2 separate regions of the Mus musculus genome follow, and region 2 is linked to region 1. The links are chromatin loops, found by intact Hi-C in ENCODE. Cell type or tissue: gastrocnemius. All regions are shown on one strand.

Region 1 (2,500 bases):
GGGAAGGGAAAAACCGGGATGCATTTTGAAGCGGGGTTCCCGAGGTTACTATGGGCTGACGCTGACCCGGCCGGTTGGACATTCTTGCTTTGCTACATTAATTGATATGTGTCCTTTGAGGGGTCAAACCGGGAGGTCGCTTCGTGGTGGCCAAAGAAAGCCCTTGGAATCCTGAGGTCTTTGGAGAAGGGATTACCTTTTGCGTTTGGGAGCGAGAAGGCTCCGTAGCTTCTGACTTACCAGTCTCTGAGAGGGCATTTAAATTTCAGCTTGGTGCATTTCTGACAGCCTGGGACCGACACGGAGGTGCGTCCCGCCCGCCAATCCCCGGCGGCGATCGCAACCCGTCCCTGAGCCTTTTAAGAAGTTGCTATTTTGGCTTTAAAAATAGTGATCGTAGTAAAATTTAAGCCTGACCCCCGCGGCACTAGGACTTGATGTTGGGCTAGCGCAGTGAGGAGAAGCAAAATTGGGACAGGGATGTGACCGATTCGTTGACTTGGGGGAAACCAGAGGGAATCCTCACATTCCTACTTGGGATCCGCGGGTATCCCTCGCGCCCCTGAATTGCTAGGAAGACTGCGGTGAGTCGTGATCTGAGCGGTTCCGTAACAGCTGCTACCCTCGGCGGGGAGAGGGAAGACGCCCTGCACCCAGTGCTGAATCGCTGCAGGGTCTCTGGTGCAGTGGCGTCGCGGTTTAGAGTGTAGAAGGGAGGTGTCTCTTATTATTTGACACCCCCTCCCCTTTTATTTCGAGAGGCTTGTGATAGCCGGAGACTGAGCTCTCTCCTCCAAGTCAGCAATCGGAAAGAAAAGCCGGCAAAGGAAGGAAGGGGGCGCGCTGGGGGTGGAGAAAGAGGAGGGCGGAGAGGGGCGGCGGCGCCGGCTGGGTAGGAGCGCGGCGACGGCGCGAATAGGGACTCGGACCCGGTCGGCGGCGCAGAGAGCCGGCACACGGGAGGGGGCCGAGCGACGCGGCGCCTCTCGCCTTTCTCCTTCAGGTGGCGCAAAACTTTGCGCCTCGGCTCTTAGCAGACTGTATTCCCTACAGTCGCCTCCCTCAGCCTCTGAAGCCAAGGCCGATGGCGATTCCTGGGCGTCTGCAGGGCTAAGTCCCTGCTCGAAGGAGGCGGGGACTCGGAGCAGCTGCTAGTCCGACGAGCGTCACTGATAGTAGGGAGTAAAAGAGTGCATGCCTCCCCCCCAACCACACACACACACACACACACACACACACACACACACACACACACACTTGGAAGTACAGCACGCTGAAAGGGGAGTGGTTCAGGATTGGGGTACGCGCTGCGCCAGGTTTCCGCACCAACCAGAGCTGGATAACTCTAGACTTGCTTCCCTTGCTGTGCCCCCTCCAGCAGACAGCCACGACGATGCCCCTCAACGTGAACTTCACCAACAGGAACTATGACCTCGACTACGACTCCGTACAGCCCTATTTCATCTGCGACGAGGAAGAGAATTTCTATCACCAGCAACAGCAGAGCGAGCTGCAGCCGCCCGCGCCCAGTGAGGATATCTGGAAGAAATTCGAGCTGCTTCCCACCCCGCCCCTGTCCCCGAGCCGCCGCTCCGGGCTCTGCTCTCCATCCTATGTTGCGGTCGCTACGTCCTTCTCCCCAAGGGAAGACGATGACGGCGGCGGTGGCAACTTCTCCACCGCCGATCAGCTGGAGATGATGACCGAGTTACTTGGAGGAGACATGGTGAACCAGAGCTTCATCTGCGATCCTGACGACGAGACCTTCATCAAGAACATCATCATCCAGGACTGTATGTGGAGCGGTTTCTCAGCCGCTGCCAAGCTGGTCTCGGAGAAGCTGGCCTCCTACCAGGCTGCGCGCAAAGACAGCACCAGCCTGAGCCCCGCCCGCGGGCACAGCGTCTGCTCCACCTCCAGCCTGTACCTGCAGGACCTCACCGCCGCCGCGTCCGAGTGCATTGACCCCTCAGTGGTCTTTCCCTACCCGCTCAACGACAGCAGCTCGCCCAAATCCTGTACCTCGTCCGATTCCACGGCCTTCTCTCCTTCCTCGGACTCGCTGCTGTCCTCCGAGTCCTCCCCACGGGCCAGCCCTGAGCCCCTAGTGCTGCATGAGGAGACACCGCCCACCACCAGCAGCGACTCTGGTAAGCTACCCCATTCACAGCAGGGTAGGAAGCGAGAGGTTGGATGGACCTCCTTCTCCACCACTCATTGGCATTAATTCAATTGGCCTCCGGGGCTCCCCCTTTCTTTCCCTTCTGTCTAAGAGCTCTTCATCCCTGGATTCCCGTGCTTCAGCTATCCCTCCCTCCCCTCCCCCCCCCCCCCCCAGACCGCCCTGGTTGTCACCCCCACCCCCCACCCTTCCCACCCCTCAGGAATTTCATTTGGGTTTTTAAATCTTCTGGCTTATCTTTCAGCTCCATCCACTCCCTTTACCCCTCCTAAGCATTTTAATTACCCTGGGAAGGGTGTGAATGAGGATAAAGGAACT
Region 2 (2,500 bases), 150 kb after region 1:
CTTATAAGAACAGCAGTTAATTGTGGCTGGCTTATAGGTTCAGAGGTTCAGCCCATTATCGTCATGGCAGGAAGCACGGCAGTATCTAGGCAGGCATGGCACTAGAGGAGATGAGAGTTCTATATCTTGTTCTAGAGGCAAACAGAAGAAGACTGGCTTCCAGGCAGCTAGGAGAAAGGCCCTAAAGCCCACCCCCTAAAGTGCCTGCCTCACTTCCTCCAACAAGACTATACCTCCTAATAGTGCCACATCCTAGGCCAAGCATATTCAAACCACCACAGGGACTTTGCAATCAACCACCTTCCCTTGCTTGCTGAATGAATTCAAACAAGTGACAATTTCCCTAGATGTTGTGAACAAACCCTCGGGCTACTTCCCATATATACCCCAGGGCCTTTGCGTATGCTCAACCAGTAGCAGTTTTCTTACTGCACGACATAGGCCAATCTACCAGCAGAGTTTAAGCAGAGAGATGGGTGTTAGGTGATAGCTGGTGGGTAAGGGACATCCCCTTCTGTAGACTCTTGGGTCAGTTTAGTGAGGATCCTTTCTCCTCCCATAACTGAACTGACTGGTTCTTTGTCTTTTGCTCTAACCCTGGTGATATCTGCTTCCCTAGCCTGTCTTCAAGAGGAATCTCATTTGATCACTTAGCCCAGCATACCTGTCATGAGTGATAGTTCTTCCTGGGGATTGTCTGCATCCTGACCCCAGCCTTCCCCTTGATCAGAAGAAGGCATTGGATCTCATTACAGATGGCTGTGAGCCACCATGTAGTTGCTGGGAATTGAACTCAGGACCTCTGGGCTCTTAATCGCTGAGCCATCCCTCCAGCCCTGCACTGTCAACCTCACTGGATTAAAAACCATTGTAGAGTTAATAAAGCAGGGCTTGAAAGTGTCTCTGAGGGTGTTTCAGAGAGGAATAATTGGGAGGATAAAACCCACACTGAAGATAGGCAGTACCATCCTTTAGCCTGTGGGCCTAGACTCCATAGAAGCCAGCCAGCATATTCTCTCTGTGTGTCTCTCTGTCCTTTTCTTTCTTCATTGGCATGAGCTGTGTGCTTCATTACAATCTTGCCACAATGGACTGACCACAAGCAGAAAATAGCATTTTTCCCTAATGTTATCCCAGGTACTATTTCACGGCAAGAATTAATAACCCCTCTAAATCTCCAACCGTGATGATCTCAAGGAAGTCCTGATCTGCTTTCCACAAGCAACACTAAGGCACTCTCTGGGTCTAGATAGCTGAGCTCCAAACAAGGACAGAGGGTTGCCATGCCCCTGAACACGGGGTCCTCTGCTCAGTTTTGAGATTCAACCATGGAATCATCACCACCATCCCACCCCTACCCCTCCCTTCCAGTGCATGTGGATGAGAGGGAGATAACCAATCATTTCCTACCTCCAGTTCATCCCTGTCTACCTACTCCACCCGCCTCCTGCCTCGCGCCTCTGAGTCTGGCCACGTGGTCTGCATCCTTTGAAAGGGGACACACTGCTGCTCATCGCCTGCCTGGCTGTGGTGGCTGTGGAGCAGGGACTGAGAATAAGCTTGTGTCCGAGGCAGCCCTCCAAATACAGCATGGCTAGGCTGACCTTTAAATAGATGGGCTCCGAGCCACTCAGTTCCTGGAAGTTTGAAGAAAGTCAGCCTTTAAAGTGATGCGCCTTGCAACCTCAGGAAAGATCTGTGTGTTTGCAAAGGCAGTAATTTACGGCTGCTTTTGCAATTCATGCTATGTGGCTGTGCAGCCGCTGGGAGCCAACATGCCAGTGTTAGGAGGGGAAAATCCTCAAGTATTTTAATATACCCCTGCTTGAAGCAAGATAAACATATGTATTGTACTTTGCGACAGAGGCGTGGTGAGGCGAAGGCAGAGGCCTGGCAAGGCATGAAAGGTCCTTTGAAGCTAAACTGTGAGGGTTTTCTTTCCTCCTTTTTTATTTGTAAGCAAAGCTGGCATGGGCGGATGATGCTGGGCTCTACTTGGCTGGAGAGCAACTAGTGGCTCTCAAGACCAGCAGACTGCCCCATCCCTCCCTAAGCCATAAACCACCAACCTCCATCTTGCCTCGTCCCACTAGAAATGATGAAACGGAGGTTGTTATCACCCTTGACATAGATGAAGGACTTTCTTCCAGGAAACTTTCTCCGTCTCGTATCTCACTTTGCAATCATGCAAAGGGAAAAGGGCTAATAAAGGTACATAGTATGAGCTTGTCATGGGGAAATGCTTTTGACAGCTCACACGGGGAGCCATGCTTCGATAAAAAGGGCTGATATAGCAAGATCATGAGAGCTAAGGCAGGATGCTGGAATAGGGCCAGAAGGAAGGAGTCCGCAGAGATGTGGGGACGGGCTCCGAAACTGAAATCCAGATAGCTGTGAGCTTGAGCGGGAATTGACAGATGTCAGTTACACATCAGTGTCTGCCTTAGATTTTACCTTGAAGTAGACTTCTCCCAGGGTCCTTGAGGTGGGAAACTCATAC

What was found. Peaks named below come from ENCODE experiments on the same cell type or tissue, not always from the same donor. Only the 100,000 strongest peaks of a DNase experiment are listed, where the experiment ranks them.
Region 2: it touches region 1 in a loop (3-fold over the local background); 4 of 42 quality-filtered maps call a loop at or near these places.

The regions. Positions count from the first base shown.
Region 1 is chr15:61,986,129-61,988,628 of GRCm38, forward strand. It overlaps Myc (myelocytomatosis oncogene), which reads left to right. Exons shown (of 3, transcript NM_001177352.1): 2 at 1,379-2,150. The coding sequence starts at 1,394. Among named protein-coding and RNA genes, the nearest start is that of Myc, 2.0 kb to the left of the region's middle. In gastrocnemius, a CTCF peak has its summit at 1,000; DNase peaks (open chromatin) are centred at 327, 995, 1,613, 1,904 and 1 more place; H3K4me3 peaks cover 2,500 bases; H3K27ac peaks cover 2,288 bases.
Region 2 is chr15:62,135,595-62,138,094 of GRCm38, forward strand. The region is part of intron 1 of Pvt1 (Pvt1 oncogene); the gene reads left to right. Among named protein-coding and RNA genes, the nearest start is that of Pvt1, 99 kb to the left of the region's middle. In gastrocnemius, no CTCF peak of the experiment used is centred here; DNase peaks (open chromatin) are centred at 1,521 and 1,946; H3K27ac peaks cover 1,165 bases.